Regions from separate parts of the Mus musculus genome. Here regions 1 and 3 are each linked to region 2. A link is a loop called in an ENCODE intact Hi-C map of the cell type or tissue named here. Cell type or tissue: heart. All regions are shown on one strand. Region 1 overlaps Bco1 (beta-carotene oxygenase 1). Region 2 overlaps Cmip (c-Maf inducing protein). Region 3 overlaps Cmip (c-Maf inducing protein).

The links. Peaks named below come from ENCODE experiments on the same cell type or tissue, not always from the same donor. Only the 100,000 strongest peaks of a DNase experiment are listed, where the experiment ranks them.
Region 1: a loop joins it to region 2, with 1.9 times the contacts of the local background. A loop is called at or near these places in 3 of 42 quality-filtered maps.
Region 3: a loop joins it to region 2, with 2.3 times the contacts of the local background. A loop is called at or near these places in 3 of 42 quality-filtered maps.

What each region holds. Positions count from the first base shown.
Region 1 is chr8:117,103,261-117,111,260 of GRCm38, reverse strand. Bco1 (beta-carotene oxygenase 1) reads right to left here. Exons shown (of 11, transcript NM_021486.3): 3 at 5,472-5,601; 4 at 2,479-2,626; 5 at 241-388. Among named protein-coding and RNA genes, the nearest start is that of Bco1, 11 kb to the right of the region's middle. In heart, CTCF peaks have their summits at 1,298 (motif pointing left), 2,037 (motif pointing right) and 3,561; DNase peaks (open chromatin) are centred at 1,070, 1,190 and 3,590.
Region 2 is chr8:117,376,124-117,384,123 of GRCm38, reverse strand. It overlaps Cmip (c-Maf inducing protein), which reads right to left. Exons shown (of 21, transcript NM_001163262.1): 2 at 6,924-7,049. Among named protein-coding and RNA genes, the nearest start is that of Gm39260, 43 kb to the left of the region's middle. In heart, CTCF peaks have their summits at 3,210 and 4,793 (motif pointing right); DNase peaks (open chromatin) are centred at 3,153, 4,853 and 5,290; H3K27ac peaks cover 1,230 bases.
Region 3 is chr8:117,293,563-117,301,562 of GRCm38, reverse strand. The region is part of intron 1 of Cmip (c-Maf inducing protein); the gene reads right to left. Among named protein-coding and RNA genes, the nearest start is that of Gm51554, 18 kb to the left of the region's middle. In heart, a CTCF peak has its summit at 3,184; DNase peaks (open chromatin) are centred at 3,182 and 6,521; H3K27ac peaks cover 2,797 bases.

The DNA.
Region 1 (8,000 bases), 270 kb after region 2:
AAAACTCAGGAAGTTAAAATAGTGTCAGTATTTCTTTTGTCCAAAATAATCTCAGAAATCTCTCTTTTATGTTTAAAGGAGAAAACTGAGTTTCCCCCCAAAGAACCTTTGCCTCCGACTAAATGACAAAACTGACTTTAAGGTCATCTGAATAATCTATGAAATGTGTCACAAGCACAAATCCTGACTCTTCAGTCAGGGTCACCCAGCTGTCTTTCTTAGATCCCTAGTGTGACTTACCTGGCACTGTGGCAGGGATCTTAAATATCACGTATTTTGTCCTCCCTTTGTCCACGACGGATGTGCCCATGTTAAGGACATTCCCAGCCTCGTCATAATGAGGGTGCGAGGTAGCCAGGTTTACCGCCACATACTTCCGGTAATCAACCTGTAAAATACAATAGCCACTCCGTTTTGTAAAGATGAGGAGATGGGATCCCGTGGACACCTGACTTGGCCTAGGTGTAGAACGAGGGTAGATCTCTTTGAATATCTCCTGACTGAGAGGAAAAAAGGCATAATTCACCTTTTAAGAGATGTTTAGTCTCATGACCGAATATGAGCTTATATTTCTTCTGCGGCAGAAGTTCGTTGTGGGGAGCTAGTGAGCCGCAATGTTTTGTTTGTTTGTTTTTGTGCCTGTGGCTCCCATCCCACTTGCTGGTTTGTCAGGATCCTCAGCATAGAGATGGGTTGCCTCACGAAAGAAGGCTGGAAGCCATGGTGGAGACAGCTAGATCACCACCTTCCAGCCAGTCTCAGCCACTTCTCTGTGTCGAGCCTATGAAGTTCTTTCAATTCACCCCTTTTGGGAGTCCACAGAGACAGAGACGCAGCTCTTCATGCCTCTCATGATTATACTCTGGAAACAGAGCATCTAAAACCATTTACTTAAAGCAGGAATTCTACTAACAAATTGAACGATGACCCCTGCTCAGAACGGACCACAGCCTGAGAACCGTGGGATGGCTAGGCTCTAGCTATTTGCCCTTCTCCGGGACAACACAAGAAGAAGCCAAGAGTTAGGTCGGGCTCTGGCCCTTCCGGTATTTCCCAGCATGCACCAGTTGGGCCCTTGCCACCTAGTTTACAAGGAACTGGACGTAATTTCCCGGCTAAGATAGGTATTCAATTTAGCAGATCGCTCAAGTGCCTAATGACATCACTGTGGCTTTGAACAGGTAGCTGGAGCAAACTGACACGGGGATCTATTGATTTTCAGGGGAATGTTAGCCCGGTGCTTCCCAGGAAGCGGTTCTGTCTGCTGGTGCCCTTGCTCTCTAAGTAATACCTCCCTCTGCAGGTCACCCTGGGTAGAACACCCTGGGTCCTATAAGAACTACAGATACGATTTTGAGTTGTACCATCTTTCAAACATACAAAAGGAAGTCCGAACCCCAGCGCTTGTGAATGTGATCTCACGTGGCAGTAACATCTTTGGATATGTAATCACCACAAGATGATGCTGTACCACGTGGGCTGTGGGCTTACGACTTGCGTGCTTATAGAACACGGGGAATTGGAACACACAGACACAAAGGGAATACCATGGGACTGAGAAGGTGGAGATTCAAGTGATATGTCTATGAGCTGAGGAACACCGAGGACCGGCGCGAAGTCCAGGACCTGGGAGGAACAGAAAGGAGACCCTCTAAAACCTGCCAGAGCCTGGCTCTACATATTGGATTTAGAATTGTGTCTTCCATAAATGCAAGACAGTAGGGCTCTGTTATTTTAAGCCACTTAACCCTAATCCACTTTTAGGGGCGAGGATTTTTTTTTTTTTTTTTTTTTTTTTTTTTTTTTTTTTTTTTGCTTTTTCGAGACAGGGTTTCTCTGTATAGTTTTGGCTGTCCTGGAACTCACTCTGTAGGCCAGGCTGGCCTCGAACTCAGAAATCCGCCTGCCTCTGCCTCCCGAGTGCTGGGATTAAAGTGCGCCACCACGCCCGGCGAGGATATGTTCTATAGGTTTGTTTCTATATATTTTTTAAAAAGTGTATGTGCATGTGCGAGCATGTGCAGTACCCACACAGGCCAGAAGGGGGCACCAGATCCCCTGGAGCTGGAGTTACAAGTTATAGCCTGGGTGCTAAGAACTGAACTCAGATCATCTGAAAGAGTGCGGTACATGTTTTTAACCACTGAGCCATCTCTCGGCCCTATGGGAACACATGAAAAAGTCGTCATGAGGCGATTTCACCACATAGGCATCATGGAGTTTATCCGATAAAATAGCTACAGTGTCGTTAGGTAGAACCATCTTTGGGATCCCGATCACGCATGCATGTGTCCTGTAGTTGACTGAAATATACTTAAGCCACACATGACTGTGCTGTAAATAAGAGTCAGTGGGAATGAGGGCAGGCACAAAGATGGACAGCATGCAGAGCACCATGCTAAGGCAGCTGAGACACTAGAGAAGGCTTGTGGGCAGCTTAGGGGTCAGGAATGGACACTGACTATAAGCCTACCGTACCTTCTCCAAGGTCTCTAGGGTCTGGGGGTCGATTTTCCTGATGTAGTTGGTCTCCGTGGTTGCATAGAAGTCTTCTCCACATTTCATGATGTTGATCAGACAGTTGTCTGTGAAGTCGGGGATGGTGTGAGACAAGTAGGAGAAAGCTCTGGAAAGAGAGAAAACAGGCTGTGTTAGTGGCTGTGCCTGGCCGGCTGGGAAGTTCTGCCTTTTCGCCATTTAACATGTCCTGCTTCAGCGGTGAGAAAAGACTCTCAATGGGTCACTTGAGGAATCTAGGGGACCCAGGTATGAGGCTCCCTGCACAATCCACAACATGGAGCCAGGCAGCAAGTGAGGTGCTGGGGCAGTGTGGCCACACCACACTCCTCCTGAGTGTCAGGAGTGCAGGGGTCTATTCAGCTAGAGCCAGCAGGAACCGGGATGCTTCTAACTATTTTAAGTAGCCATATAGATATCAGACTTGTACCCGTAATACAAACCTAGTAAAAGCGTTAATCTCTGCTCTGGCAAGATCCGAATCCCTACTGAGTATTTAAAGATTTGTTCAAGAAATTATTTGTGGGTTTGTTTGTTTGTTCTTCTCTTTTCTTTTGAAACAAGGTTTCATTCATCCCAGGCTAGCCGCAAACTTGCTATGTACCCAAGGATATCCTTGAATTTCTGATTATCCTGCCTCCACCTTCTGAGTGTGTGACTAGGCATGGTCACACACATGCCAGCAACCCAAAGGCTGTGTGACCAGAGACAGTGGGATTGCTGGGGACTCGCTGCCAGAGAGCTTAGCTCCAAGTTTAATCAGAGACTCTGTCCAGACCTGGAGCGCTGGTCTGGTTTAAGCTTGCGCTGGCGATCAAACCCAGGGCTTTGTGGGAACATTCTACTAACTGAGCTCCATCCTCAGCCTTGTAATTCATTTTTGGCAAAAAAAAAAAAGGGGGGGGGAAGCGCATGTTCGTTAAGACTCGGGGTGCGTTTCACCAAATGGCAAACTGCAAACAGGAAGAGAACCCAAGGGGGGTTGAGTGGTACAAATGGCAAAGACTGGATGCAAGCGTTGAGTGGTGCTCCCCCTAGCGACAGAGGATATCACTGCAGGGAGTCTCCTCCAGGTAAGGCTTTGAAGTCCTTCAGGCCCACTCCCTTCTCTCTGTTGACGCCACCCCAGCTCAGCCCCATCTGCAAGGGCAAGTCGCCCTGTTCCAGGGAAGGGTGATGTCAGCCTCAGAAGAGCAGAAGCAGTTTCCCTATCTCTGGCAATCCACCCTAAATCTTTCCATGGCTCTCTGAAGTGTGTCTGAAGGGAGACAGGGAGAGCAGGCCTGACTCTCTAGACAAGAATTTAATTGCTGAATGTGTAATTCACGCACTCATCTGCTTCATAACCCAGATGACTTCAGATGTGTTCCAGAAACATCTCCCCACCCTGCCGTTCCCCAGCTTCCCACCCCCTTGACTCTCCTCTGGGATCTCTTTATGCCCTCCCTGCACAAGCAAAAATACATCTAGACTTCTGCCTTTTCCCTCCCTGAACCCAGAATGCACTTATGTGCCTTGCTTTGAGAAAGGGGTGCATGTGTGTGTATGTATGTGTATATATGTGTGTATGTGTTCGACTATGTGTTCATGTATATGTGTGTATGAGAGGGGTATGTGTGCATATGTGTGTGTATGTGTGTGTACGTGTGTGTATGTGTATGTGTCTGTGAATGTGTGTATATGTGTGTGTGTGTATAGTTCACTTGTGTGCAGGTCCGTGTACCTGAGCACATATGCACAGAGGACCAGAAGCAGACGTCCACTGCTCTGCCTCTCACTCTCTCTCACACTCTCTTGAGGCAAGGTCTCTGATTAGACCTGGAGCTAGGCTGGCTGGCTGCAGACTGCTGCACTGAGACTACAGGCGTGCTTCTACCATGCTTAGTTCTGGGGACTTGAACTCAGGACTCCGTGCTTTCTCTCAACAAGTGCTCTGACCCACCCATCATCTATCTCCCCCAGCTGTCCTGGCTGCTCGTGTGTGTCAACTTGTCACAAGCTAGAGTCCTCAGAGAGGAAGGAGCCCCAATTAAGCAAATGCCTCCATGAGATCCAGCTGTAAGGCATTTTCTCAATTAGTGATCAGTGGGGGAGGGCCCAGCTCATTGTGGGTGGTGCCATCCCTGGGCTGGTGGTCCTGGGTCCTATAAGAAAGCAGGCTGAGCAAGCCATGAGGAGCATGCCAGTAAGCAGCACCCCTCCATGACCTCTGCATCAGCTCTTGCGTCCAGGTTCCTGCCCTGTTTGAGTTCCTGTCCTAACTTCCTCGGTGATAAACAGCAATGTGGAAGTGTAAGCTTCTTCTTCAACTTACTTTTGGGCCATGGTCAGTTTTCCCCCTAGTAATAGAAATCCTAAGATACCAGCCCTACCCTGCTTTAAAACAACAGCAACATCATCAACATCACCAACATCATCAACATCCTCATCATCAACATCCTCCTCCTCATCATCAACTGTTGAACTTACTATACCTTAGGGTTGATTTGCACAGTAGCGTGAGCTAGCAGCCTCATGCCTTTCAGCCCCACTGAGGCACTTTCTTAAACACTTTTGCTGTTCTGTGTCCAACCAGACTGCTGGCAAGGACATTTAGGTTGGTTGCAGCTTTTATCATAACAAAATGACATAGCCAGGAATAACTTTGTCTATTTGTCATTTAAGACTCGAGCAAGTGTATCTCTAGACCAAAGGGAACACACATTTGTAACTTTGACTGATCATGCCCAAACCCTCTCCCACCAGCCAGGCAGGTGAACGATTTGTCAAGTGCTCTTCGCTTCCCTCGCTATCACTGATCAAGAATCTGTGGCCACAGGCCGGCCACAGTGGTTTCAGCTGGGGGTTTTAATCTATCCCCCAAAGAAAACTAATACAGGAGAAAATGTGCGCTGTTCTGAGCATCAGAAATATCCAAAAGTATGAATTTGTCAAGATCCAGAAGGGACTGTTACTTGGAAAAGATGTTTTTGCAGGGGTCCGGGTAGGCCATGGTTCCGAACTCAGACACCACGATTCTGTTGGCCTCAATGTTGGCGATGTAGGTGTCACTCTGCAGGTATTTGCTCCTGTAGAAGACCTCCCCTGAAACAGAAGCAGAGGCTTGTCAGCCTGACACCTTTGGGGGACCTATGGCATTGATGTCAGCCATTCTAGGGGCTTTACTGGGGTCCAGAGGGAGGTTGGTTAACCCTGACCAGCCTCTGTCGTGCGAGTGTGGACTACAGTGAGAAGGGAGTTTGAAGTGTAAGTTCATTTGCACACATTTTTTTTAAAAAGTGGATGTGTGTCAAAGAGAAGGGGGAGGGGCAGGAGAGGGAGAGGTGGAGGGGAAGGGGAGGGAGAGGGAGACAAGAAGGGAGTGAATTGGGGAGGGGGAAGGGAGGGGAATGGAAGGTAGAGGTAGAGAGAGAGGGAGAGAGAGATGGGAAGGGAGTAGGGGTGGAGGAGGGGGAGAAAGAAGGAGATGGGAACAGAGTGGGGGAGTGGGAGGAGAAGGGGGATGGGGATGGGAAGGGAGTCGAAGGGGGAGGGGAGGGAGAGGATGACCCTGATTTTAAGAGCCAGAGGCTGGGAGGACAGAGTGAAACAGTGCATTCCAGACTCAAGAGAACTGCTGAACTCAGGGACTCAGTGACTGTTTGCCTGCATGACATCAAGACAGTCGACTTTGTATAGAGATGGGCTCACAACCCTCCACTCCTAGATGAAGAGTGATTGGCAGTTGTGGGCTGCAAGGAGAGGGAGAGAAAAAGAGGGGAAGGGAAAGGGAGAGTGAGAGTCAGAGGGAGAGGAGGAGGAGGAGGAGGAGGAGGAGGAGGAGGAGAGAGAGAGAGAGAGAGAGAGAGAGAGAGTCAGTTCTCTTTAAAGGAGTGATCCCAGGCTTCAGAGGACCACCCCACATCTATGGCATATATGGGCAGCACTAACTAGACTCGGTGGGTTATAAAGATGGAGTAAGATAAAGTAAAAGATGAGAAGGGAAGGGGGGAGATGGCTCTGTGCATAAAGGCACTGATGTCAAGTTGGATGGCCTGAGTTTGATCCCTAGAACCCACATGGTGGAAGGAAAGCACTCTCTGCCCCACCCCCCACACACATGTATTTGTGTACACACACACACACACACACACACACACACACACACACAAATAAATAAAATATAAAATGAAATATTTTGCCCCTTCCACTCCGCCCTTCGATAGGCGGAGGGAGAGCTGGCCCTGTCCCTCCCCAGCTGCAGCACTCAGGATAGCAGCCCTGACCCTCGTCTGCACAGCACAGTGGAGCTGGCCCTGGTGTTGTGGATGTAGCTGAGTTTGCCTCAAGGGCATGAGAACTAGAGAGTAGGCCCTGCCCCCTTGCCGGTTGTGGCATTAGGTGACCTAGCCAGAGCAGTGCTGGAGAACTGTCTCTGGTGGTATGGGTAAGGGAGAGCTGGCTGGCTGACCAACTCAGCTACCATCCAGGCCCAGATCTAGGGCTTTGAGTTGGCCCACCCCAACATCTATCCCATTAATGCCTCCATCATGCCCATGAAGGGCCTGGTCCTGCAGATGGAAAGCTGCAGAATATATATGACACAGGGCAACAACAAGATATCTGAGAGGAGTTCTAGGGAGTATTGATAGTGTCACAGAAGCCAAAGGCCTAGAACGAGACCAATAACTCATTACAATGAACGTTTGTTGCAGGGTATTAGATCACAGCACTGTGGACCCCGAGACTATGTTATTTACTGAAAAAAAAAAAAGTTGGGTGTGGCTCAGCTCTTAGTATACGCCTTTAATCCCAAACACTAAAGGCAAAGTTAGTTTGTAGAAGGCAGCACCCATGTTTGAAAGCGACTTCTAGTTGAGTGGCAGACAAAGTGGTGAATCAGAGAAAGATTTGACAGAACAGGATCTGCCCAACTCTCCTGAGAAGAGAGAGGAAAGGGAAGCTACTTAAGAGAGCAGTGCAGAGAGAGACGAGGAGGCAGTTTTACTAGGACAGGTAGTATAGAGAGTCAGGTTGCAGTGAGAGAGAGCAAGCTAGATACAGGTGAAGACAGAATGAGCCAGAGAATGAGAAAGAGCCAGAAGATTACAACATATTGACAAAGCTATTATGAGGCTAAGCAGAGCAATTCAGGAAAAGCTGAGAGAAGCCAGATTGAATCAGTTAGTGTGCAGAGGAATTTTGAGCCAGAACTGCTGAGCTGACCAGCCAGTCTGAGTTCAGGTAGCGCTAGAAAGGGTGAGCTTATTCAGCAGCAAGTCTCAGAGGCTGAAAACATTCTAGGCCTAGATTAGATTGTATGGAGGCTAGAAGCTCCCAGGACTAGACCTAAGTTAGCAGACAGAGGCAGTAAGCTTCAGAGACTACACTTACTATACAGGCAAATAAAAGATACATTTATAAACATTTGCAAGTAACGATGTTTGGACAAAAGGGCATACTATGTCACACACATGACACACAAAAGAAAAAGAAACAGTAAT
Region 2 (8,000 bases):
TGCTTATGCTTTTAATATAGCACAATACTGGGAAGTAGTATTGGGGGTGGGGGTGGGGAGGCTCCAAAGACCTGCACAGGCCAACCAGCTGTGGTGGAAAAGGGACTCTGCACATCAAGGCTCTCGTGATGGCAAGATCACCTTGGACTGTCTAGGTGGTCTGGTGAGGTCACACAGTAAGAGGGAGGCAGAAGAGCCAATCGGACTGAAGCACGGAGATGGCTGAGGCCATAGACTCCAAGGAACAACCAGAATCTGAAAGGAAACAGACTCTTTCCTAGACCTAGGAGCAAAGCCCTGGTCACACCCTGTCACTGGCATGAGGCACTTCTGATCCCAGGAGGCAACTTCAGAAGATCCTACTGATCTTGGGATTAGAGTCAAGTCCAGCCTACCCTGGGTTCCCCTGCCACATTCCTGATACTGACTTGTCAGGGTCTACCTGTCTCAATGTTGCCAACAGTCTCATTCCCACCCCTCTTCCTTCTGACACACAGTACAAGCACACACAGTACAAGCACACACAGTTTGGTGACTGTGCCAGTGAGCATGAGCTGGTATGGCATGAAAGGGACCCTTCATTTGTGGGCAGAAGCACTGCTTTTAAGAGTTAGTGCAAGCTGGGCAGTGGTGGTGCACACCTTTAATCCCAGCACTTGGAAGGCAAAGGCAGGTGGATTTCTGAGTTTAAGGCCAGCCTGGTCTACAGAGTGAGTTCCAGGACAGCCAGGGCCATACAGAGAAGCCCTGTCTTGAAAAACCGGGATTAAAAAAATAAAAAGAGTCAGTGCATGATTTAACCCTGTCCCATGCAGGCACAGCAGAAATATCTCAGACGATGTGTACTACAGAGCAGAGCCTCAGGGAACTAGGCAGTGTGAACTGGTAGAAGGAAGCCTTGGCTGTTTTTGAACTACACAGGACTGGGGTTGCTTCCTCGGTGCAGGGGATCCTAGCTCGCCTAATCTATATGATTCTAGCATGGCCTAACACTGCACTGGGAACTCTCCACTTTCACCTACTCCCTCCGGTGCCTGCGCAACTCCTAGCCACACGGGTCATACCCAGAATGCCCCTTCTCCGGGATGACTGCCTCAAGCCTGGCTTTCCTCTGCCCGTGCTCATGTACCGTGACTCTGTCCTGTTCAGTTGTTCTCCTATCTGCAGGCTATGGCTCTGTCAGGTTGTAAACTATGTCTATGTGAGCATCACTGCATTTGCGAAACCCAGAGCAACGGAAGACTGGCTGGCATGTTGAATAAATGAGACAGGAGTGACTGAGGGGACGCATGCGTTCGTGAATATAGGGCAAGGAGGCATGGATGGGAGCATGGGGAGTAAGTAGGAAATGGCTGGAACAATGGGCAGGTAGATGGGTGGGTGGGTGGGTGGATGAGTACATGGTTAAGTACACAGGCAGAAGATGGGGTGGGTAGATAAACGGATAAAAATGTAGATATAAGAGCAAGAGGACAGGGGTGAGAGGAGTGGATAAATGGATACACAGATGCATGGAGGGGTGAGTGGTTAGACGGTTAGGTGTCTATGTGGATGGAAGGATAGAGAGGGCCACAGAGTGGCAAGTGGGTGAATGGGTGGGTGCGCGCGCAGATGGATGGATGCGTAGACATGTGGATGAGGAGGTGAGTGTGTAGACTAATAGATGAAGTAGGTAAGGAGGCAGATGGGAAAGTGGGTAGATGGATGGACGGATGGGTAGGTGTGTATGGAGATGGATGGATGGGTAAGTGTGTATGTATGCAGATGGATGGATGTATAGGGTATATGTAGATGGATGAATGGGTAGGTGTGTATGTATGTAGATATATGGTAGGTATGCATGTATGTGGATGGATGGATGGATGGATAGATGGGCAGGTATGTATGCAGATGGATGGATAAGCAACTGTGTATGTATGTATGTATATATGCAGATGGCTGGCTGGCTAGATGTGTGTGTATGTATGTGGATGGATGGATGGGTAGGTGTGCATGTACATGGATGGACGGGGTATGTATGTTGACAGATAAATGTGTAAGAGAACTACATAGGACTGGGGTTGCTTCCTTGGTGCAGGGGATCCTAGCTTGCCTAATCAATATGATTCTAGCATGGCCTAACACTGCACTGGGAACTCTCCACTTTCACCTACTCCCTCTGGTGCCTGCGCAACTCCTAGCCACCCGGGGCCACACCCAGAATGCCCCTTCTCCGGGATGACTGTCTCAAGCCTGTCTCCAGGTTCTTTTGGATGGACGATGCACAGGCATAGGAGAGGAAAGAAAGGAGGGAGGGAGGAAAATCGTAGGACCGATTCACAGTAAGTAGAGCGTCCATGTACCCATCCCATGGAACTTCAAAGAAATCCCTTCAGCTCTGACAAACCAAGCTCTTGACCACTGTGCTTCTGCTGAGACGAGCATGCATGGACGTATCTTCAGAAGCATGCATGGAGGTACATCCTTGGACACCTGTGTACCACACTTGGTCTATGTGCCTCTGTGGTAACTAAGGAGACAAATACTGTAGTGTGGTTACAAGTGAAGAAAGGAGGCCCAGAAGCCTCCTCTCAGTGCTCGGATCACACCTCAGGCTCATCTCCCTCCTAGCCTGCTTTCCCTGATACCCCTAGGGAGCAGGCAACAGATGTAACCTGGCTCCTGTGGATATGGGAGCTGCTCTGCCTCTTGACAGTCAATGAAAAACATGGCACCCGTTGGCCAGCATTGAGAACAGGGTGGACCAGGTGATGTATGACAAAGGTGAGATTCCCCCCACCCCGCCCCCCAGCAGAGGATGCCAGGAGACACTCTTGAATCTCAGTATAGGCCTCCCCAGGTGGATTCTGGCAGAGGACAAGTTTGCCTGGCTATGCTGCAGCCAGAAGGAGAGCCTCTGTCAAGTTCCCTTGAAGCCAAGGCTGGCGGCAGAGAGGAGACAGGACAACCCAGATCCCAGGGAACACCAGGCACAGTGAGTGGCCGGAGAGTGACTTGGAGGAGAATCCCCTAAAACCCCGGAGGGAGTCCACAGCCTACCTTGCCCCCCATGGCCCCAGGCTGGCTCTGGTGGCTCTCTGCCTGTGTCTGGCGCTAACCTTCCCACAGGGCTGGCTCCAGGCAAGCCTGCCCAACTTCCTCAGCGAGGCTGCCAAGTTCTAACTCATTGTTGCATTGTCCTCGAGGTGAGAAAAACAGCCTGGAGCCTGCAGGGACTGTTCCCAAGTTCAGCTTCCTGGCCCAATCTCCAGGAAAAACAGCTAAGAGCAGCCGGGAAAGCTCACTTGCTCTTGCGCGCTCTCTCTCTGTCTCTGTGTGTCTCTGTCTCTCTCTCTCTTCCTCTCCTATCCTCTTCCTTCCAGTAAGAAGGGAACAGTTGTCCATCTCCAGTGGGGCTTTCGAGACCCGGTAATGAGTGTGTGTGTGTGTGTGTGTGTGTGTGTGTGTGTGTGTGTGTAGGCACTGTCAGAAAGGAGGGCCCACTTTCCCTCCTTATTTAAACCACCTTGGGCTCTGTCTGCTCTTCCTTATGCCTTTTGCCTCCAGGTACTGTATTATTCCTTAGTGCTTAGCACTTAACCAGAAGGCACCAACAAGGTGCCTCAAGTAGGGCACACACAGTGTAGGTAGGTGCATAGAAGCTGGTCTCCTCACAAGAGCTCGATGTAAGGGGGAAACAAGATTAGCAGGCCTCTGTTGTTGCCGGGCCTCTAACAAGTGCTTAGGGAGGTCACACTAAAATCCCAGAAAGCCCAGGACCACTGACTGGCCCCCATGCTGGGCACTGGCACCTTGTCTACTGCACCTACAGGAGGCTTACACTCTGCTACTTAAGAGGCATGCCTAGGAAGGTTCATTCTTTCTGGAACTCCCAAGTCAGGTCCCCTGCAGGGGCTGGACTTCCAGTAAGAAAGTTATCGATCTAAGAAAACCAGAATGCGAACTGGAGAAGGAAGACAGAGATGGCTGCTCTGAGGCTAAGGAGACATTAAAGAAGGAGCAAACAGCAAAAGCTAGAGAGGGAGGGAGAAAGGAAGAAGGACAGACGGACACAGAGACAGAGGGGGATGAAGGGAGGAGAGAGACGGAGGACTAGAAAACACAGAAGGAACTAAGTGAGCCCTGGCACTCAGTGTGACTCAGGACGGAGAAAGCGCAGTTTCCAATCAATAGCATCAATTAAACCTGAACTCACGTCACCACAGAGGCCGGTGGCTGCAGTACTCATGCTCACTGCAAAACACTCCCGGACCTCTGTTATTCTGCAACAGGCCCACGGCGCTTCCACTAGACCACAACCCCTGGGCTGTGACCCTTTAGCCTACCTGACTGCTATCCCTCAGGTCCCTTCCCACCCGAGGGCCAATGCTCGATTATCGACTATCGTGACACACTGCGTGACAAAAGATCAGAATGCTCAGCAGGGACTCTAACCAGCAGCTCTGGTCTCGCCCTGGGGAACCGAGGAGCCATACACAATTACAGAGTCTAGGAAGGAGGCAAGGACAGACAGCCAACTTAATGTGCCTCCTTTGGCCCGATAGAGGTACAAGCAGAAGGGAGATCCCAGGGGTGGGCAGGGGCAAGGCTGCACCCACCTAACTCTCTGAAGGGAGACTGCGCTGCTTCCCTGAGATAGGCTCCGGATCACAGCAGTAGCTGGTGCGGCCTCCTCTCTTCTCCTCTCTTCTCCTTCCTTCTTCTCTCCTCCTCTGCTGCTCCTGCCTCTGGCAGAGCAGCCACCAAGCAGGGGCGGCAAGCGTGGAGGATGCTGGGGCAGCCTGGTTTGTCAGCCCGCAGGGGGAGCTCTGACGTCGCTCAGCCCACTGCAGCCTGGGAGAGTCATCACTACCACCAGCCAAGGGCCATGGCCAGGTTAAAGGGACATGCCCAGAGCTGGCCAGTGTGTCTTACTCCTCTGACCAGGGGTGGGGATGGTGGGGGTGGTGATGCTCTAGCCCTGGAAACAAAAGGCCGTTCTGCTAATACGTGGTGATCACCATCAACAGAGAAAACAGGGCTCCCTGGCTATTTCCCACATGTCCAGCCTTCTGCCCCTTAGCCCCTGATCTGTTGTCTAGGATCCCCTCTGTCCCTTAAGAGCTTTCTATGGCTCCCCAGTGTCCTCAGTATATAGTCTGAGGCTGACAAGACCACATCATCTAGATGCAGTCACGGGCAGTCACGGGCATCGACCTCACTCCTACCAGAGAGCCCCCTCCCACACTCATACTAGGTGTGCCCCTCTCTGGGGCACCCTCCTACTCATCCCTCTGCACCCCATATCAGTGTACATCCCTGGGGTGCAGCTGTCTCCCGAGGCCTGGTGAGTCACCCTCCCCTCCCCCTCCCGTCCCAGTCCTCTGGGATTCGTCTGTGTCTGAGTTGCAGCTTCTTCGGTAATCATGTGTTTATGGCTCAGTCTCCCCAGAGGCTGACAGTGAGGATGAGGATGGGGTTGTAGGGGCCAGAGAGAGGGGCAGGCTTGAAGCTGCATAACTGAGCAGTAAAGGCATTTCCAGAAGGCTGCCCTGCTGCCCTTCAGGGCCCTCCTTGTCTTGGCCACTGTTGCTCATGGGGTCAACCAGCCCCACAGGGCCTGGCATTGAGCAGCCTTGCAAAGATCCAGTGCTACAGTCTTCAGGGCAAGGGAAACAGAAGAGAGGCAGAGAGACCAAGGGAGGCATGGCAGAGGCTGGTTAGTCCCCCCTAAAGACAAGGAGACAGCCGGGCAGTGGTGGTGCACGCCTTTAGTCCTAGCACTCGGGAGGCAGAGGCAGGTGGATTTCTGAGTTCGAGGCCAGCCTGGTCTACAGAGTGAGTTCCAGGACAGCCAGGGGCTATACAGAGAAACCCTGTCTTGAAAACACAAAAACAAACAAACAAACAAACAAACAAAGGACAAGGAGACAACAGAGGGAACCAGGGGGCTCTGCTGGCCAGAGGGGACATGATGAAGATAGGGGGTGGGTGGGTCACAGAGGGCAGAGCACGGTGGCTGAGTTCCAAGATGGGCTACAGCAGGCATGGCTTTGGATGTCCTCTAAGAGAAGACAATATGGACAGGGATGTGTCACACAGTATCCCTCACACGGCTGCGGGTCAACTGCTCTCCTGCCTCAGGATGGTACCAGAAGGGCCATCAGCTGCTATGGTCAAAGGTGAGGATGGGGCCAGAGAATACAGCATACTCCCAAGCGACCAGCAAGGCCAGCCTGGATCCTCCATGAGGTTCGGGGCGGGGGGGTGGGGGGTGGAGAAGAAAGAATAGAGTTAGGAATTCTAAGCCAATCTTTAGGGTGGCCACCCTCCTCCTTTCCCACCATAAACTGACAGTGTGCTACACCATGGAGGGAGGGGCAAAAACTAAGTCTTGGTGACATCATTTGCCACCCGACCCGGGATCCCGCTGTTCTTTGCAAACCTCCTCCTGAACTTCTCAGCCATTTTAACAGCACAACCTATTCCTGTTCAACCTTCAGTCCTAATGATATTCGTGTCGTTTTCGACCTACGTGCTCACAGACACGCAGAGCCAGTACTTCCATTGTTTGCCAACACAAAACTGAGCTAACCAAAAAGATACAGGACACAATCCTCACTTAAGTCCAGCAGACAGCAAGCAGATCCACAACGAGGTGAGCCTCACAAGTTCCGAAGCCCATCTGGCCCGGGGACTCATTTTCGGCATTTTCAAAGCTGAGGCTACAGAGTTCAATTTTTCGAGACCCAGGAGGACGAGCAAGCTCCTAGACAGTGAGCAGCATGCAGCAGGTGTTTAATCCCTGCACGGCCCTCCCGAGAGTCTTTAATACCTTCGTGACTTTTAAGTTGACCAAAGCTAAGGTCTACAGAGGGAGCAGGTGAGAAGAGGATGAGGGACCGGGAGGAAAGAAACTGCTGGGTCATGCTTACTCTTCCTACCTGCAGCAGGACGGTCCCTCCGGGGATCGTGAGCTGTAAACAGTACTTCGGGGCGTTCTCCCAGGACAGCGGCTGAACGTCTTCAATGGCGCTGTAGGAGACCGAGTTTTCCATGTACCCAGACGGCTGTGCCAAAGAGAGAAAAACAAGAGCCTGTGAGAAGACAGCGCCATCACAGAAAGGAAGCTACCCAGGGACCAAAGGACCAGCTCTTGGCTGCCAGCATCCCGCTGTGGGGAGGGGCTGTGGAGGGAATTCATTCCACACCTAGGGTGCAAAATGAAGAAAAGGCAAGGGAACCCTCAGGTCAAAGGTGAGGGGTCACCCCCTGGTGACCACAGGCCCCAGCACAGGGCAGAGCTTGAATCTTAGCATCCCTCCCCAGTGCACCATCCTCCAAAGGCTCCTAACAGGTCCACCCCATGGAAATCACTCCTTACAGAAGCCTACAGACAGGACCTCTGACCCATCACGCTTCCTTGCCCCCAAAGCCCACAGAGCACATGCTGTCTTTCTTCAGTGCCCTGGACCACCACATGGCTCAATAGCATGTATTGAGAGAAAGCATAAGCATGGATCAGTGATAGGGGAAGAAGGCAAGACAGGCCTCAAGCCATCCATCCACACTGCCTCTAAGGGAGTCCCACCATCCCAGAGAAGCATCAGGGAAGCACATAGGCCATCGAGCCCTGCTAGGGTCTTCAATACCCCACATCCAAAATGCCAGAGGTCGGGGCAATCCGTGAAGACTGAAGACGTGCGGCAAGCTAAGACAAACGGCAACCTCCCACAGACCCCCATCATCGCACACACACATACACTGTTTCAGGAGCTCCAAGAGTGGAATGTCACAATGACTTTAGGGAGGAGGTGGCAGGGCCATCCATAGGGCACCCAGGTCTTGTGACCTTCCCACAGCTAAGAGTGAATGAATGTGTATACGATGCTATGCTGAAACAGGGAGGTGCGATTTAAAGTTCACAGCCTGGGTGAATATTTTCCCAGACACTTAGGCTTCTGATTTTTTTTTTTTCTTTTCCAACTGACAAGTACTGGCAGTGAGGGGAGCTGATGGCT
Region 3 (8,000 bases), 83 kb after region 2:
TTTTGAAGCCCATGCTTCAAAGAATGGGATCTTGGCCTTGCTCCCTGCAAGTCAGTGACCTAACCTCTCTGGCCTCAGTTTCTTTATCTGTAAAATGGGCTAATAACAGTACCAGCCTCCTGGTGTCATTGCTCCCGGCCCTCTACATATGCTTTACATACATGTGCTGAAAGAATAATACTGAGCTGGGCCATAGCTTGGGGTGGTGCTTGCACAACATGCAAGAGGCCCTGGGGTTGGTTTCCAGTAAACCTCTTCCTTCCTCGTCCCCCCCAAAAAATTGAGAAAGTCTTAGATACGTAGGGAGGTTAAAGGGAGGCTGCTAAAGACTCAGCCTCAAATTAAATAAATGTGTGTGTGTGGACACAGACTTGCACTATTAGATACTCGCGACTTCTTACACACCAAAAGAGATATGCAGCAAAGGGCAGAGTGTGCACCCTCACATGGGGGCTCAAAGTTCCAGGGTGTACAAGAACAAACGGGAGTCGTTTCTGTCCACACTCGAGGGAAAGTTTACCCTAGTCCCCAGAATTCTTCTCTTATAGAAGCAGACCAGGAAGGGAGGAGAGGTTGTGACAAGTCAAGGGATACAAGGGAACCATGTGACAAGAGGTCCATGCACCGGGACACACTCTGTGCTGGCATCTGATGCGTGATTCTTATCAACCTCCTCCCCCTTGTCATCACAAGACCGAGTTCTGAGTGAGGCCAGTCGTCCCCCCTCCCCCGACCCAGAGGCCAACAGCGGTGATCATGGGGTTCCAGACCCGTGGACAACCCCGGAATCTCCTCCTGCCTTGCATCCGCTGTGAGAACAAAGGAGTGGATAAACGGTGGAGTGTGGGGATGAGTGAGTCAGGCACAGTCTAAAGGAAATTGAAACCCAGTGCCCATCAAACGTGGGACGTAACAAAGGGGTACAAACGCTGCCATGGGAGCAGAAGATGAGAAGGGAGCTCCCCTCGCCAGCCCCTGGAGCAGAGCAGGATGCCGGGCAGGCAAAGGAAGTCATCCATATGGCTGCCAGGCAACAGCAGCTGAGGGACCAGTGATGCCCTATATGGAAGGAGTTTCCAGGGTCCAAGCCTGGTAGTTTCACATGGGTCAGGGCACTGGGCAGTCTTCTGTGGAAATCCAGAAGGCTGGCATCCTGAGCTCCCAAGTCCCGTGGGGTTGTAGATTAACAGGCTCTCAGATGCCAAGGACCCAATACGCTCTCGGAGCTACCCTAGCCAGATGTCAGCAGCAGGATGACTTATGATCGGGGCTTCTCAGAGAGCACTGTGTCGTCAGGTCCTGAGGGAGCAATGAGAGAGTCCCACAGTCCCTTCTGGAAGCTACCAGCTAGGCTCAGGGTCCCTCGGGAAAGAGCTTGCTAGGAGCCCACCTGGCCAAGCTAAACAGCTCAAGACGTCAGCTCACAATTCTGGGAGGCCTGGAACAGCAGCAGCCCAGCCTGGGCTCACACAGTCTGGGGTAGGTCATCTGCAGAGAACTATACCTCAGGGAAGCTAGGCCAGGCCAAGGTCTATGAAACATACTCAAGACGTAGAGCATCCCATAGAAAGACTTGCCTTAAATGGGTGGTACCTGGCTTTGCCTGGAAGATGCTACCAGACCCTGCAGGCTTTACCTCTGCATAAAGGGACCTCCGAATAGAAACCATCACCTCTTGGAGAGCCTCTCTGGGGAGCCAGGGACCTCAATGAGATCTCCCACAGCCCAGACACCTGGGCCATCTCTGCCACCCTTTTCCAAATGCGGAACTCACTGGCCAGCAGAGGCTAATGGGACTGTATGCCAGGCTGTAGGAGATGTCCCAGGCCTCGTCTTCATGTTGTTTTCTCCTGAATCTGCCTTCTGCCCCCTTCCTTCTCTATTCTGTTAAGCAGAACACCCCTCTCACAGTCTGATGACACTCAGCTAAGGAAGTAGCCCAAAGGCAGAATAGCTTCCAAGCTGGGATTCCCTGGGCTCTGGCCCATCCCCCACTCCCACCCCCTAGTGAACTCTGGGGTCTCTGGGACAGGACACCTATTTCACCCTGGATACTGTGCCTTAAAGGGCCTCGCCTCCATGGAGTCAGCTCAAGAGACACGGGACACCAAGTTCCCTGGAAACCTACGGACAAAGTCCGTCCGATTTAAAGCTGAGACTCCACCCGTGCTGGCGCCCGAGCTGCTGGGCAGCCACCACCCCACCCCAGTGTGCACAGGCTTCATGAAAGAAAAAGCCCAGGTATGATTACTCAACCCGAAGCTTGTTCAGCATACATCAAACGTCAGCTTCTTGTTTATTTCAAGGCCTGGAGGATGGCTCAGTGGGGCAGGAAGCTTGCCACCAAGCCTAATGAGACCTGAACTCAATTCTCAGGACCCGCGTGGTGGAAAGAAAGAACCGACTCCCACAGCCATTTTCTGACCTCTACACGCATATCCTGGTGTGTGTGCATACGTGCGTGTACACAAACACCTTACAACAAATAAATGTAACAAGAAGTTTGAGATACGTCTACTTTAGGTGAGCGGATGCAAAAAGTAACCATAGCGGTCCCTGGGGGTAGGTCCTGTTCTTACTGGTCTCAGCAACCCTAAAGTGGGCTCACTGCTACCTCATAATAGAGATGATAAAACTGAGGCAGCAATGAGCTCACTGCCCTGGATCTGAAAGGTCACAGGCCACATCCTCAGCTTGTCAGATCCAGTGCGTGACTTCACCCAATTCCTTGATCCTACCCTCTTTCCAGTTCCCTCATTTAAGAGACTGGAGGGCAATTATCACATAAATGTACATTGTTGGGGAGATGGAGCCTGAGGAATAGCAGCTCCCTGTCTCCTGGGGACAGGAGGTAGAAAGGAAACTGACAGCCAGTGACACCCTAAGGGACAAGGAGACTCCAAAAGGGAGGGTCCTGGCTTCCAAGAGGAAGTGACAGATCCCACTGGTGTCTTGGACCTCTAGTCGCTTTGCTTCTTGTCCAGCACAAAGGAGAAGAAACGGATCCAGGTTGTCCCGGATACAAGGACACCCGGCTCCTGGGGGAAGTAGCTCAGAGACTCCAGGCAGGGGCTGACCGCAGAAAGACTGTGCTCTGGGTACAGAGCCACTCCAGCCAGACCCCACCAACCTCCCCACGTGGGTCCCGCCCTAAGCAGCCTGTCCCATCCCTCCCTGGACACCAGGGAGGAAATCTGCAACTTCCTTCTTTGCAGGAAATGGAGTGGTCACCGCAGACCGGGCTGTTTTGTTTTTCTCCACTCTGGAGTGTGCGCCAGGACTTATCCGAACTTCTGCACCCCTTGGCCTCCTCTCTCCCATTCACCACACTGCCCAGCCTCCCAGGGCCTTACCGGCCTCCTGCCCTTTGCACAAGCCAGAAGTCCCTACTGGACCAGGGAAGTCCATGCCCTGTGGGATGATAATAACCCTGTCGAGAACAACCACAGGTGACTCTTGGTGAGTATCTCCCATGAGCAAGGGCCAGGCACTAGCCATGAGGCCTTATCATTTAAAGACAGACAGCTTACGGGGACCCGTTCTATGGAGGAGGAACCCAACGTTCAGACAGGAGACCTGGCTTGCTTGAAGCCTTACAGTCCTGCATATCAGAGTAGTCCTGGCTATCTAGGTGGCCCTAAGCATGTGTGGCTCCTGACATCATGTCAGCGGTACGGGCACAACCTACACACTGCGCTGCCTCCAAAGTCCTCTTTCCTAATGTCCTACCTCCTACAAGCAGTGTATCCCTTCCTCCCAGAGGGAAGGGGTCACCCACACTCCACAGTCCTGAGTGTGGAGGAAGGGGCCCCCTCGCTCTGAGGCCAGAGCAGCTACGCACGTGGCTGCTTTCTCAGCCACTAGGTCAACAGAGGCAAATTCTGGGACAGGATCCCGGTTCTCACATCTGCTCAATTCTCAGCACGCATCGGTCGTATGGAAACCACTGACGGGCCCTGATCTGAGTCCCCAGCACTAGGCTCGGGACACACGAGAATGATAAAGACATATCTGAAACTAAACTTGATCTGGGCTACAAGGAGTGGGGTGTTGGAGACACCCCACCAAACTAACCCTTTTCCTTTCCTCGGGAAACTCTTTAGAGAGCCAGGAGGCAGCTAGCATGGAAGATTCTGGAACATTCTCCATCCAGGTAGATGACACTGTTACATTTTTTTGACCTATGTGCTAAATCATTGTCTTTGTTGGAATTACTACTGTTGTGATAAAACGCTGTGATCAAACCAACTTGGGGAGGAAAGGGTTAATCTGGCCTATGCTTCTACCTCATTGTTCATCACTGAAGGGAAATCAAGACAGGAACTCAAACAGCATAGGAACCTGGAGGCAGGAGCTGATGCAGAGGCCATGGAAGAGGACTGCTTACTGGCTTGCTCCCCATGGATTGCTCTGTAGGCGTCCTTTTGTTACCTTACAGGTTCTTCTTTCTTCCACTTTTCTTCACCCCTTTTTTTCCAACCTCCTAACACTAGAAAGGAGGGGAAAAAAAGGGATAGAGAGGAAAGGAAAGAGATCCCTGAATAGGGGGTCAGAAAGGGGGCGATGTTATTGTTAGACTACTTCCTGCTTATTAGAGGCATCGGAGTTCCTTGGGGCAAGTTTGATCTTTGCCACAAAATATCTAATTATTATTTCTTCTTCTTCTTCTTCTTCTTCTTCTTCTTCTTCTTCTTCTTCTTCTTCTTCTTCTTCCTCCTCCTCCTCCTCCTCCTCCTCCTCCTCCTCCTCTTCCTCCTCCTCTTCCTCCTCCTCCTTCTCTTCCTCCTCCTCCTACTACTACTCCTTCTCCTCCTCCTCCTTTCTGTTCTTCTTTGCATGGCTACTTAATAAACCATAACCAACAAAAACCAACAACCAGCCAACCCCCCCCCAACAACCAATAACCACCAACCCCGTCTCTCAGGACCCTAGCATTTACAGACCCTCTGAAAAGTTTCCAGAACTCCAAACATCACACAATTGCAGATGCTATCTGCCGCTGGCCAAACCACACCCCTGCTCGAGGACTGTGCAAATCATAGTCAGCTGCATCCGGGCAGGCCCATTATCCTCACACCTGAGATTAAAATGAAAACATCATATCACATTTCTGGGTTGTTTTCTTTTTTTCTTTTTCTTTCTTTTTTTTCTTTAAGAAACAAAAATTCCAGAATTCTCACCATATTGTTCAGCCTGCTTTCTTATCAAACCCAGGACCTCCAGCCCAGAAATGATTCCAATCACAATGGGCTGCCTCTGCCTTCATCCATCCCTAAGAAAACGTCCTGTATGCTTGCCTGAAGCCTGATTTTATGAAGGCATTTTCTTAATTGAGTCTCCTTCCTCACTGATGACTCTAGCTTGTGTCAAGCTGACACAAAACTAGACAGGACAATCTTTTTTGCACACTCAAGTTTATTTGCTTGAAAGATAAGAAATCAGCTAATAAATAAACCATCTTTCCTAAGACGTTCTAAGAGGAACCACCAGTCCTTAGGCTACACCTGAAACTGAACCAGGTTAGGCTGGCTCTGGTCAACCCTGGAGCCAGTCAGCACTGGGGCAGGGACTTGGCCACCTGGGGTTTGGTTTCCTGTTGGATGTCCCATGTGGGGGTAGGGGTGTCAAAATGCCATGTTCTTGGTGTGTGCCACTCATAGAAACGTTACCACCATTATCCTAACACCCTGTCTCAGTTTCCCAGTGTGTAACAAGTAATTGAACATCAGCTACAGGGGCTCCAAGGCCACCATCTTCAGTCGTTCTTTGTAGGATCCATACCAAGTACCAAGCCTGCCTGCTGCCAGTGAGCAGTAGATCTCATTCCACTTGGCTCTCTGCAGACAACAGGGGCTCCTCCTACCTGTTCTTTACCTGCAGAAGGCCACTAAAGAGAGGGCAACTGCCTCCCCAAGCTGCTTCTAAAGCTACTGCAGCCATGGGAAAGAATGGGCATAGCCAGGGATACCTGTGTGCTAGAACTGCACTCATGACTCTGGGTCACTTGCAAGGGACAGCTGGGTAAAAGGATGCTGCCAGGTAGGAGCCGGGGCCTAGTCCCAGACCCAAGTGTGACTCTTTACTTCTGTGACAATTACTCTTGGATGTCAACTTGATGAGATTCACAATTGCCATGGAGGCAAACCTCTGGGCATGTCCACGAGAGATTATGTAAATTGCTTAATAGAGAAAGGAAGACCTTCAGGTGATGGTGATACACATCTTTGGTCCCAGCACTTTGGAGCTAGAGGCAGGCGGATCTCTGTGAATTCCAGGCCAAGCATTACAGAGCTAGTTTCAGGACGGCCAGGGCTACCCAGAGAAGCCCTGTCTCAAAACAAAACAACAAAAACAACAAGGAAAGGAGAAAGGCAGACACCGCCTAACAGTGAATGGTCTCTCCATCCCGGGCTGGAGGTAAATTAGTGCCAGCATGCGGCTCAGTGCTTCCTGACGGCAGATTCCATGTGACCTCAAGCTCCTGCACTGTGGCTTCTCCGCCATAGTGCAGGACTTCCTTCAGCTGCTCTCTGGCCAAGGAAGCATTGTGCCACAGCAACTAGGACAGTAACTGATGCAACTTCCCATTCAAGTTCCCAAGGAAGATCATTGCAGGGAGTGACTTGGGCTTTCCCTCCCTCCCAGTCCTATTTCATTCAGACTCTCAGCTACACACGCACACACACAAGCACACACGTACATGCATGCACATGTGCACATACATGTATGCACATACATGCACGCGCACGTACACAAGCACACACGTACATGCACACACGCACGTGCATGCACACACATGCACACGGGCGCGCGCGCGCGCACGCGTGCACACCCACACAGAGCTCACTGCTCCAACTCAGCCTGGAATCTCTGCTCTGATCCCAGCCCCGCTTTCCCCTGCTCTCCTCATCTAAGTCTGACTGAGTTTGTTGTGGCCAGCCTTTGTTCTGCTTTTTGGATTCTCCCCCTCTCTCTCCCTCAGCCTCCTCCTCCTCAGAAGCCTTCTCTTCTGCCCTTTGCCCCAAGAAATGCAGTCAGTAGGAAGGAGGTCCCATCAGCATCTCTGTTGTCAACAGTAGTCCTAATGACTGAGCCATCGGGACAGAGGGCAGAGGCCACACCAGGAGCTAAGAAACTGGTGCCTCGTGGCAACTTTTGACTGATACTAAAAGTAGGAGCATTTCCAATGAAAGTGAAGTTGAAGGGGGTAAAAGGGAGAGAAAGAGGGGTACCAATGCCCACCAGGCTGTACTGGAAGGAGACCAGCATCCATTAGCAGCCAGCACCCACCACAGATAGGTAGGCTCCTCTATGGAGCAGCTCTACCTCTTACTTACCCAAAGCAAAAACTGTCCCGTCCCAGGCAGGCTCAGCTAGTCTCCCTTCTGGGAACTTCCCAAGTAACCACTGGCCCTCATTGAGAATGAAAAGCAAACAGCATGCAGACATTCACAGTGCACTGTCTGTAGGCATTTAAAAAAGAGGGAGGGAAAAAAAAAAAGCAGGAAGCAAGGCTTAGCAGGGGGCAGCTTCTTAGAGCATGGCCGGTCCAGAGCTGGTCAACCAACCAGGAGGACTACAAACAAGCTCTGGGGTGGCAGAAGAGATGGGTGGATGGGTGTGGGGGAGGGGGGACAGTGAGAAAGAACTAGTGTGCTGTGATGTTCAAAATGGCATTAAAATAGGCCTACCAGGCATACACATGGGCAGAGTCCCCCTAGGATCACAAAGTCTGCGGAAAGCATCCTTAGCTAGATCCACGAAGTGCAGGAGCTCCAACAAGGAAGGGGGGGCAAATGACCAGGATCTGCTTCTGGGTCCTAGGCTTTGGGACAGGAAGAAATGCAAGAGCAAGCCAGCCATGAGTTTATCGGAAACCATCCAGGCTGGTCTGACTGTGCGGTGCAGGTTGGCTGTGGTCACGTTAAGGAGGGAGACTTTGTAAGCACACAGATATTCCCTTCTTTTAAACTCCCTTGAACACGTTCCTCTCGTACTGT